Linked DNA regions of Homo sapiens: region 1 is linked to region 2. The links are chromatin contacts, found by Hi-C in ENCODE. All regions are on one chromosome and are shown on one strand. Each heading gives the region's core, a stretch centred on a gene start or an enhancer-like site at or near the end of the contact. The rest is flanking DNA. Distances are from core to core; before and after follow the strand shown.

Region 1 (5,906 bases), core at 2,774-5,273, 1.4 Mb before region 2:
TTGTTTAGAAATGCATGCACTATTTTCCTTCTTTTGGTTTGGATGTTAAGGTAACAACCTATAAGTTACAAAGTATTATAGACAAGTACAAATAAGATATAAAAATAATTCATGAAGTCATTTCAAAGACTTTTCCAGAAATTCCCTAGATGTTACTGTTGCTCCTGCATAAAGCCCTCACACCTGGCTTGCAAGGAAGCCCAGCGGCCTCTGTGAGTCCAGCTCCTGCGGTTTCCCAGGATGTGAGCCCATGAGTTTTATTTAGAAGTCATGCTCTTAATACAATGTCACCGTAAGTTAGGCTTGTTGGATGATCCTCCTGATACCTTACATGGCTTCGTGGTCTTTCAACAGATCCCAGTGTTCTAATAACTGAAGTTTGAGTTTGGCAAAGAATAGACCTCTTAGAGAAGAGACAAAGCCAATCATTGTCTTCAAATGTTATAACAGATTGCAGCTTTTCTGAGATGAGCAAAAAGCTAGCGCATCATCGCAAAACACCTTGCACTTTTCAGCACTGGGTTTGCCTCAAACACCTGCTAGATATCCAGCGACAAAATAAACATCATCCAATAAGATGTCTGAGCATGAAGTTCTTAACCTAGCTCTGACCTTCCTTTTGGCACATAAATAAGAGTGCTGGGCTTCAAAAACACATCCCTAAAGAGTACATCTGCACAGCTTACTGCTCCTCCAGGACAGCTCTCTCTATTGAACCCAGCCTCATTACAGTTTTGCAAAAGAGGTGAAGAAAATCAAAATGGGTCAATACTTTTGAACAACAATTTTGAAAAATTCCCAGAAAATAGATTCGATACTATAAATGCTCCAGAGCAACTGAGAGGAAACACTTAATAAAAATAGTCATAGTCTAGAGCTAGTTCAAATTCATGATAAACAAAGCCAACCCTTACCGTGACAACTGACTGTGGCATTGGAAATCACTTTGCCAATTCGAAGCAGCTACGGGAAGAGAGTCTGAAGCCAAGCCTCCAATTTTATCTTGAATATATAAAAAGCAAAGTAATGCCAAGAAATTCTGCAGATGCTAGTTTCATCAGATGACATAAAGACTCATTTAATCAAAAAGGTGTCATTTAGTTCTAGCAATCTAGTTGGACTACTACAGTATATGATTTCCGTCTGTTTGAGGTCTCTAAGCAGTTTTACCAAAGTAATTGCCAAATCCTGTTGGTGCATAATATGTATGTGCAATGCTTGTTCAAAGAATGATTCAAACAACAGATTCTACATAAAAGCAAGATTCTTACAAATTAGCTTTTGGGGAAGGTAAACATTGAACTTTTCTTCTTAAAATGCAAGCCAATGATGATCACTAAAGGTTGCGTTATGGTGTAGGTATTAGCTATGGTTGATGCTTACCTACTCAGCACCATCTGAGCACCAACTGTATGCATAACAACCTACAACCCACTGTGGGAAATGCAAAGTGAAATCAGATGCAGCATTTGTCTTCATCGTGTACATGATCCAGGAAAGCAGAGAACACATGAATTTTAAAACTACGTCATACTACAGCAAGTGAACATTAAGATGCTTTGAAGAACTCAGTGAGTTGGGACTGACCTTCTAATGTCAAAGGAGAAATTGTCCATTCCCTTAAAAATGCTGCTAGCTCAAAATCCAAATGCCAGGTAGTGAGACCTGATTTCTGAAAGAGTTCCTGGGCTCAAGGCTTTAAAAAGCCATCCTTACAGTAGATAACAACAAAGGAAGTAATCCAAGGGGTAAACTATGCCAAGATACTTGATCTCCCACTCCAACCATACCCTAAACTAAGCCACTGCTAGCCATGGCAGAAACCTCTTCTCATGTTGACCATTTCCCTCCCATTTCGCATAATATTCCATTCCTGAGAGGCGGATTTTTAGCAGCAAGAGCTGGGTAAAACGTGGTCTTAGACCTAAACCTGTTATATATATATTGAATATATATATATATATATATTGAAGACATGCCTTCCTTTCTCTAATTCAGAAGTGCATGAATTTAATATTTCCATATATTGGTATTTCAAGTGCAAAAGGAAAAATTCAACTTGCTCTTTAAAATTAACGGCCTCGCTGAAGTGCAAATATCATTCTCTAAAATAGCTGATTCAAAAAAGCAGTAGGGTATTAATAAAAGAAGCTGCAATGCAACACTGATGATCTAATGTCCTAAACATTCGTTTCCTACACGAAGAGACATATAGGTCTTTTTGTATTTTGTAGCTGTCCGCTCTTCCATGATATGCATTACTAAAATTATACACAATTCATAACGGTCATATTCTACCATGGCCATAGAAGCAGCAATGCATTTAAGATATACCAGGAAATGATACTGCAAGTGCCAGAATATGAAAACCTTCAACTCAACATGTAGGCAACAAACTCAACCCAACAGAGTGTTGGCAGAGCCTTTCCTCCCCGTAGCAACATCGTGGTGGAAGCCCGGGCGTCTCTGCTCCCAGGCACCCTGAGCATGTTAGCCGAGGAAAGGGGGTTCCAGCAAGGAGACCCTCGGATGCAGCACTCCTCGTTTCTTTGGCCTGCAGGGCCAACTTTGCAGGACACACACCCTTCTGAGGGGACAGGCCTCGGGCTCGGAATCCCGGGGTTCTGCAGGGCTGCAGGGAGCTCCCTCGCAGAGACCTGAGCCCCCGGCAAGAGTCCAGGCAGCGGTGCCCTGGGTGAATGCAGAGGCTCATCTGCGGGCCTCAGTGGCCCTTTTGAAAACGCCAGCAACAGAGGAGTCCTCGACGCTGTCCCCACAAAAATGTGCCAAGCAAGCCTCAGGGTGGGTGTGGGGGACTCCCCTCAAAAAACGCTGATTTTAAAAACAAAAGACAGGCTCGTGGCCATTCTCAGAGGCGACCACGTTACTCCCAGGGCTGGAAAGCAGATTTGTGGAGGCCAAAGACGAGACAAAAGGCACGAGCTGGCGACAAACTGATCTGGAAAGGATTTTTCTTTTTTTTTTTTTTTTTTTTGGTGAGCGATGAGGGCCTCCCAGTTCAATTCTTTCTTCCCTTACAGAGAAGACTCATGGGCCGCTGAGCAAATCCCTTATGGTCTGGAAGAGACGTCAGATAGGCAGGGGGAGAGAACCCCCCAAACTTTCCCAAACTGCGGCAGGCTAGTGGCTAGTGGCGGCAGCGGACCTCGGGGCCCCGGGACACAGGGGGCACCCCGGGGCGTCAGCCACCCCCTCCCGCCACAACAAAAGGCCCCAGCGCAGCCCAGGAGCTGGGACTTCCCAGACCCGAGCCCGGCGTGGGGAGCCGGGAGCGCGATCGGGCGGCGCGCCCTGGGCGGCCCCTCTGTCCGCGGCGACATGGGAGACAGAGCCGCGTGTCCGAGGCGCGGCATAAAGGGGACCCCCGGGCGCATCCAGACGAGCCCCCGCCGCAGCGGCGACAGCAGCTGGAGCTGCCCGCGCCCCCGCCCGACCCAGCCCCCGATCCCCGGCCCCCGAAGCCTCCGCCCGGGTCACCCCGCGTCGCCGGCCCGCGCCGCCCCCTCGGGAGCGCGTTGCGGGTGCTGCAGGCCCGGAGGCTCCCGATGCGGCTCGGGCTGCGTCGCCACCACGCGGCCCGGGACCCTCCCGCCGCCGCCGCCGCCGCCGCCGCCTCCGCGCCAGGCCCGGCGCGACACAAAGCCCCCGGCCCCGCCGCCGCCCACTGACCTTGGGCTCCGGCGCCGGGCTCCCGCAGCGTCTTGGTCACCGCCTTCCAGACGTGGCAGCCCAGCAGGCACAGCAGCAGCGTCGCGGACCTGCTCATCTCCGCCGCGGGGCCGGCGGCGGCTCGGGCTCGCCGAGAGCGGGCCGGGCGGCGGCGCGTCACGGGCGGCCGGGCGCCGCGCCCCCCTCCATGTCGCTGGCTCCGCGCGCCGGGCCCGCCGCCCGATTGGCCCGGCCCCGCCGCCCCGGCCGCTCCCTCCCGCGCCCCGCGCCGGGTTTCCCCGAAGAGCCGCGGCGGCGGCGGCGGCGGCGGCTGCTGCTGCTCCGCCAGCTCCTTAACCCCTTCCTGCCTCGCCCGCCGCCGCCGCCGCTGCCCGCGCCCAGGCCCCGGGCCCGTGGTGCCACCTGGCGGCTGCGGCGCCGAGGGCGCCCCCGCCCGGCGCCGCTGCGTCGCGCCCCCAGCCCGACCCCCGGCGACACTGCCCCGGCGCGCCCCATCCCCGCAGCCCCGCAGAAGAGCCAGACCTGCCTTTCAGGGCGGAGCCCTTTTCATCACACCAGGTCACCCAAGGGGCCGCAGGAGACATTGTATCTGGGTGTGACCCCCCCACCAGGTGCCATCCTAATGTAGTTGTGTCCCCCAACGTAGATTTCACACCCAGTGTTAAAGATCCGCAAAAACACTCCCCAAGCCAGTATAGACTGCAGTAGGCCTGCAGTACCTACGTGTTGGCGGGTGGACAGCTTCAGGAGGAATGGTACTTGGATGGTTCTAGGGGTTAGGGTGGGGAGGAAATCCACATCTTTTGAGGCCCTAGGTGCTTTAAAACTTTCTGTCCTATTAAAGAAAAAAGACTATTCCATGACACGTGTGAAAGCACAGCAAAGAAGACCCTCTTTGGAACCATCGCAATAGGTATAAGCCCTACCATGGGATTCTGCAGTCGGGGAGAAAGGTTGGGTTCAACTCTGAATACAGCAGGAACAAGTGGGGATTTATAACCGAGGACCAGGGTGGGATGCAGGGAATGAAAAATTATAAGAGGAAACATCAGGGGGAAGGGGGATTCTTGAAAGTCAGACATCCCCTGGCAGGGCTGGGCAGGACAGGGCGGATGGGGAAGCTGATCAGATATCCAGGGTGGAGGGTTCTTGGTAAACTGACTTAGCAGGGTTCTTCCTGAAAGCAGATTTTACAAGGAAGGGCACAACTGAGCCTAGAAGAAGGTTCCGGAGCCTGACTGTAGTTCGGTCAAGCAGAGACTCTTTGTCCATCTTCACAATACATGATCTAAGAGGTAGTTAGCATTATCCCCCCCATTCACAGATGAGAAAAGAGGCTAAAGAGGGTTAAGGAATTTGTCCAAAAGTGCATACCTGGTCAGTGGCAGAGCCAAAATTCTAATAAAACAGTCAGTCTGACCCCAAAATTGAAACTCTTCACAAAAACCTCCAGACTTGGCTGGGTGTGATGGTTCATGCCTATAATCCCAACACTTTGGGAGGCTGAGGTAGGTGGATGGCCTGAGTTCAGGAGTTAAGAGACCAGCTGGGCCAACATGGTGAAACCCTGTCTCTACCAAAAATACAAAAAAATTAACCAGGCATAGTGGCCCATGCCTGTGGTCCCAACTACTCAGGAGGCTGAGGTGGGAGGATCGCTTGAACCTGGGAGTGGGGAGGTTGCAGTGAGCCAAGATCGTGCCACTGCACTCCAGCCTGGATGACAGACTGAGACCCCGTCTCAAAAAAAAAAAAAAAAAAAAATCAAAAAATAAAACCACCAAAAAAACCACACACAAAACAAAACCAAACCTCTAGACTTTCCTTGAGCCTAGGGACCCCCTCCATTCCAACCTCAACTTTTCTTTCTCTCAACCCACTCCTGTCGGTATGCCTTCCACACAACCTTCACCTCCACTTGTCCCTCTCCACCTTCTCTTCCAACTAGCACTGCGGTGACCTTCCGACTTCCACTGGGGACCTAGGAAAATCCACTCCAGACCCATCATCCACCCCACACTGCTTCCAGAACACCAGGCCAGAAGGAGGGTTATTACTGTAATTTCATTAATTGAGCATTTAGACATGGCAGGCACCGTACCAAAAAAAGAATGAAGGATGGCACTTGCCCAGTTGGCTTATAAAAGACAAATGACTGTGAGACATGAGAAAAACTAGGACGTACAGAAGCCCATATGGGTTTTATAGTCACCCTT
Region 2 (6,082 bases), core at 852-3,351:
CCTTCTGCCAAGACATATCAATAGCATCAACTCCAACCTCTGTCCCAGGCAGGTTTTCGAACCGTGAAAACCGTGAATTCACAGTAAACCTGACTCTGCAGTTCTCTCCATGCCTAAATGGCTATCCATCGCCTTTCAGGGTCTCCTGAACATCTCCCTTCTTCTCTCTTGTCACATCCTGGAGTTGATATCCCAAACTCACAGGCCTAATCCATCATTCTTTCATTTTCTTCATTCCTCAACTATTTTTGAGCATCTACTGTGCTCCAGGCACTATTATTAAAAAAATGCAAGCATGAATATTGCACAGCTTTTGTCTTCCCAATGTCCCAGCAGAGAAGAGAGACTTCTAGATTAAAAAAGAAAAAAATCAGTACAATCCTATGTGAGAGGAGTCACAAAGCAATACACACGACCACCTTCACAGAGGAGGGAAGGGATATGTTAGCCTGGTGCAGACGGATAAGGTTTTACACAGGTGGTGATGTCTAAGCTGACTCTTAGAAGTAAAAGGATTTCAGGTGCAAACGACTGAGAAAGAGGGAAAACAGAATTTGTAAAGGCACCAAGATCTGAACGAGTAGGCTCTGGTCCAGGAAGGGCAACAGGTTCAGAATGGCTGGAATGCCAGCTGCATGGAAGGGTAAGGTTGTGTTCAGATTCAGAAAGGCCTTGTACATCACGCCAAGAAACCTGGAGCATTACCGTCGATAATGGACAACCTGGAGAAGTGCGGAGAGGGTTTAAACCAAAGCCACGTCAGCCTGAAGAACTGCTTTAGCTCACTTATCACAGGTTTTTCAAATATTAGAATTAGTAGCCAACATCTAAAAATTAGCAAATTTCACATAAAAATATAGAATCTTGGTTCCTTTAAGAAAATAATCTGGCACATTGGGCCAACATTCCTATGGTGACATGTGTCTGAGTAGCAGGTGCAGCAGCTGGCCCCTTCAAGTGGGACACCTATCACCTAGTTCATAACCGCCCCTGACCGCCCTCACTTGGAGGCATGTGAATCTGCAATCCCTGGTTTTAAGGGAGAGGGTAACACCATAGACAGGGGTTACAGGAAAATGACACTGAAAGTGACCCAGTGATTAAACTGGGCAGTGAAACTGAAGGCAAGAGGGCAAGTTAGGAGGATTTCACCACAGCATGAGGAGGTGACAAAAGCCTGAACCAAGTTCGGAGAATAAATACTCAGAAGAATGTAAAGATTCAAGAAATGCTTAAAACGCTCCAGGCACAAGAATGCTTATTAACCATGGAACTTTTCTGTGTCATTTGTTCATGGACAAAGACTGTATTAGGAGACAGGAAGAAGGACTCAAAATTAATTTTCAATTTATAATTAAAGTGACTATTAAGCAAACTGTGGAAAATCCACCTCAATGCCATACAGCAGAGACAACCGATGAGGCACAGCTGTCTGTGTGATTCTCATCGTGGACTCTCAGGATCGTTTTCCAGGTGGAACAGAACAAATCCTACTGCAAACCCTCTGCGCGAAGCCCCTGACAAGTGAGGTTTACAAGCAGGGGCTGGGGTCTAAACCAGTACAATCGCTCACAGCAGGACCAGCAGTGAATTGGCAAACTTAGAAAGCCTTCCAGCTCATCCACGGGAGAGTCCTGCCCGAGAACTCACAGAGGCCGTTGACATCCAGCATGTTGGAGATGCCCCGGTCACTCATGTCCACCTCGGGCTGGTTCTTCTCCCGGCTCTCCTCCACCAACTTCTTCAGAGACTTGGACATGGTCTGCACCGAACAACAACAAAGCACGTGGGCGATGACAGCAAGCGCAGAGGCGGAAAGGCAAGAGGCCTTCGCTGCCACTCTGAGGCTTCCCCAGGGTTGGAGCGGGTGGGCGTCCGAGGGCGTCCCAGGGGCTGGTCCGGGTGCGGGGAGGGGATGGAGTGGGAAGGGTTCAGCCCCGCTGCGGCCACGCAGCGAGAAGCAACCCCAAGTGCAACACCGCACACACTCACCACGGAAGGTAGCCCCTAAGACGATGGGCGTGCAACCACAAGCTTCGGCAGAACGCACTCCAGCTGCCCTCACTCCCTGCAACACCGGCACTGAACAGCGAACACGCCCTGTCTCGGCGCCCCGCGCAGGCGCACACAGCGCCGCTGCCAGCTCCACGCCCGACCCTACCCATATTAGGAGAACAGCTCTCCAGACGTGTCTCCAGGGCCAGGCTCCGCCCTTAAAAGTCTGTGGAAGAGGCTGGCTAATCACGTTCGTTATTCGGCTTCGAGACCCCGCCCCACGCTGAGGATAGTTTATCCCGGTGGCGTCCACCCCACGGTTTGGGACGCTGATTGGGCCGAAGTTGGCGCGTGCGCAGTAGACTTGGCGCAAGCTCAGTTGATGGGTCGAAGCCCAGAGGGCTGTGGGCGGAAGTGGGGAAGTTTGTGGCGTGACTGTGTAAGGGAGGGTGGTGGCTCAGGGTGGGTGTTGCGAAAGCTGGAAGTAAATTGCTTCCGAATGTTTCGCTTGTGTAATAGCCGCTCCACTCGCCAGAAGTTGCTACCCTGAGCCCGTCTCCACAATGTGCCTCTGAGGGACCTTGTGGGGCACGCAGTTTCCCGCCCTATTAAGAGCTTCTCCAGGCGGGGATTCCGGCGCGGTCTGCGTTTCCCCAGCGCCCTGCTGGAAATCTTTTTTGACAGGTTTCTAAGGCTGGCTTTTAGCCTTTTTACTTGTAGCTAGAACCTACAAGTAAAACCCTACTATTTTAAAAGTCATTTGAAAACACCACTAAAGCGATGTGTCTTTCCCAACTAGGACTTTTACATTTGTGAAACATGACGTTCTGGCTTCCAGGAATCTCTTGCTTTCTCTTCCAAAAGCAACCAAATTTTAAATTCTAGAGAAACTGTTGCCCTCTGCCTCCCTATTTCCTGACCCAGTCTCAGTCACCCAGCAACATCCTGTGCTTCTCTCACCAAAAACCCTGTCCTGAGAGACTATTTTATACTATGGAATAAAAATTGGCACCAGGCACTTTTCTTCTACTGGTCACCTAAATTGATGATAAGACGGATGCCACACATATGCATTTATATATTGTAGATTGTAGCAGGGATCAAAGCCTTAAGGAGATGTGGTAAAATAATGTAATTATATCTCCGAACCAATTGGATAAAAAAAGGATCTGCACTCTTAAATTCGAAAGCAGGTATTTCTTGCTTAAAAAACATTCCAGATGAAAGAGTTATTCCTCCATTAGTCTTCTTTGATCTGGAACCGTCCTTGGCTTTTATGTTTATTGAACTAGACATTATTTAAGAATACAGACCAGGTATTGTGTGGAATATCCTTCAAAGTAAGTTTGATGTTCCCTTTCAGGTTATGAATTTTTGGAGAAACACCACTAAAGCGATGTGTCTTTTCCAGTGCATGATATCAAGGTACAGATGGCATCGGTTTCTCCCAGTATAGGTGATGTTCACTTAAATAAGGTAGTGTCTGCCAGGTTTCTTCACCATAAAGTTACTATTTTTTTCTTTATGATTAAAAATAATGCTGGGGGGAGGTGCTACTTGATTACACCCCATTCCTCATCTAATTTTTACCCACAAGTTTTAGCATCCACTGATGATTTTCTAACTTCATAATTTCATCAATACGTATTAGTAGGTAATCTCCTAATACATTTATTTCTTGAATCATTAACTCTTTTAAAGCAAAAGTCCTGTTTTGAAGCAATCAGAATTTTTCTTATTCTATCAATTTCTAATAGTGAATCTTGCCTAGGTAGGCTGAAGACATACAGTACCTGTGTTAGTCGGCTAGGGCTGTCGTAACAATATACCACAGCCTGGATGGCTTAAACAACAGAAATTTCTCACAATCCTGGAAGTTCTAGATCAAGGTGCCAGCAGATTTGATTTATCCTGTGGCCTCTCCCCTGCCTCGTGGACGACTGTCTTCTCTTGGTGTCCCTCCAGGGCATTTTCTCTATGCAGTCACACCCTTGGTGTCTCTTCTTCTAAGGACACCAGTCCTATTGGACTGCCGGCCTATAATAACACCCTGCATTTGTTTCATGAATGTACTCTCTTCTCAGGTATCACCGAGGATAATAGTTTTTAAACCTCTCTTCTGTTCACTCAATTATGTTTCTTCAAGGGTCCATTCTTACGTGTATTTATCTAGTCTTTTCCCTAGAAAAGAAAGATTCTTCCCCTCTCTGGTGATTGATTCTTGGTTGTTCTTTTGAGTTCAAGTGTGAAGATCTGAACTGGTTTTTCTAGATAGCTGGAGTGGTCTCTTGTTTGTTTGTATTGTTTTCCTCCTAGATCCCTAGACTGATAGTCGAATTTCTTCAGAGGCAAGAACCCAGTATTATGCCTGCAGGTCATCACCCGGCTACCTTTGCAGGTGGAGGGAAATGGTGGATTGTGAGTGCCAGTTAGGGCAACTCCCTGACTTTGGTTTTAGCCCCTCACACTGCACCAGCCAGCCCCACATCCAGGTTACACCTGGAACAGAGAGTCCCAGCCCTCCTGCATGTCTCTCTTGAAGTTATTTTGAGCTGCATGCCTCCATTCACTTCTGTTTCATAGGAATTTGTTTTCACTCCTGTTTGAGATAGGAAAAACCAAACTGTTTTTGCTACTCTCCACTGGCTCAACACTTCTGACACCAGAGAATCCCCCACACATGAAACAGTTCTCCAGCAGACACCAGCTCGGTGTCTTACAGTTTAACTTAATTCTGACACTGTCTACCTCAACTTATAGTCAAATCCCACAAGTTAAGGGTTCATTTCCACAAGACTTTAGGTTGACTGTCACCTACACTTCTGACTGACCAGCTATAAATCAGGGTTCCCACACCCCCTTCTCAGGTTTGATTAATTTGCTAGGATGATGGTTAGCCTGTCCAGGGTCCTGATTGCTAGCAGTGAAACTTCATGGTGACACAATTTGGAATCAGGAAACTTATCCCTTGGCCACTAGATCTGGGAAGTTGGCTCAATGTATGTTTCACCAGATAAGAATATTAAGGTTTTTGCCTCAGGACTGGCTCAGGAAATCAAGCAAGATGGAGCTGGGAAGTGTGCTTTGTGAAGCTGGGAGACATCAGCTGATAGTCTTGTATGGCTGTCTTGTTCTCTGCTTTATCCTCAGTGCGCTGAGTACGTATCACATAGCTGATGCTCAATAAACATTTGGAAACAAGTGAATTAAATGTAAAGCAGAACCAGAGGATATACGGTGGGTCTTACGAATGAGAGTACAGTTGACTCTTTTCTCCTTCTTCCAGCTGAATTACTCAAAAACTGAATTACTCAATAACTACTTCCCTTGGCTATACACGAAAATGTCATGCTCCCAAGCCTGACCATCCCTAACCCACTAAAAAATCACTGCTTATTTCCTAGATGCCCAGCCTGGAAGATTTTGTAAAGCTTCATTTTGTCTCTTTTTTTCTGTATTTTTAATTTTAAAATTACATAATAATATTGACTATGCTTTCCTCAATTTCAGGTACACACTTCCCAGATATTCCAATATGCCTCCTAGAAAAGCATGCCCTTCTGAGTGGAAATGATACCGTTACTCTAATGATGCAGTCCATGCTCTAAGCATCATTTTTTTGACAGTGACATCATGTTAATCTTTCTTTCAGAAAAGTACTATGTCATTTCATGTTATTGTTAAACTTTCCCTGTATTCTGTACTTTTGCAATTCATTTTTTGATAAAAGAGGAAGATCTTATATCTGTCACATTTCGTCTGTTACAATTGGCCCATTGTTGTAGCTTATCAAGACCTTTTGGATTTGATGGTGTTACTTATCGCATTCACTGTCCTTTCCAATGTAATTGTCACCCATAAAGTTGATATGTCTATCCATAATACAAAAAGGGAGCAGGAATTGTTGTTGTTGTTGTTTGTTTTTTTGAGATGGAGTCTCATTCTGTAACCCACACTGGAGTGAAGTGGCGCGATGTTGGCTCACTGAAACCTCCGCCTCCTAGGTTCAAGTGATTGTCCAGCCTCAGCCTCCTGAGTAGCTGAATTTTCAAGGTTAGAGTATTTTATTTCTGTGGCTCCATACTCT

The links. Hi-C counts contacts between places; a loop is a spot of excess contacts on that map. Pooled maps may share reads with other maps.
Region 1: a pooled map shows a loop between it and region 2 (6-fold over the local background). The contact joins the promoter of FAM171A1 here to the promoter of RSU1 in region 2. A Hi-C loop is called at or near these places in 5 of 50 pooled maps.

What each region holds. Positions count from the first base shown.
Region 1 is chr10:15,367,266-15,373,171 of GRCh38, forward strand. FAM171A1 (family with sequence similarity 171 member A1) reads right to left here and starts at 4,024. Exons shown (of 8, transcript NM_001010924.2): 1 at 3,691-4,024. The coding sequence starts at 3,787. RefSeq lists silencers at 3,781-4,010, 4,021-4,070.
Region 2 is chr10:16,815,323-16,821,404 of GRCh38, forward strand. RSU1 (Ras suppressor protein 1) reads right to left here and starts at 2,102. Exons shown (of 9, transcript NM_012425.4): 1 at 1,993-2,102; 2 at 1,651-1,762. The coding sequence starts at 1,759. It overlaps LOC105376435 (a long non-coding RNA gene), which reads left to right and starts at 2,377. Exons shown (of 3, transcript XR_930708.3): 1 at 2,377-2,434; 2 at 3,359-3,420; 3 at 5,506-5,935. RefSeq lists enhancers at 1,581-1,740, 2,411-2,520, 2,551-2,640, 2,671-2,720.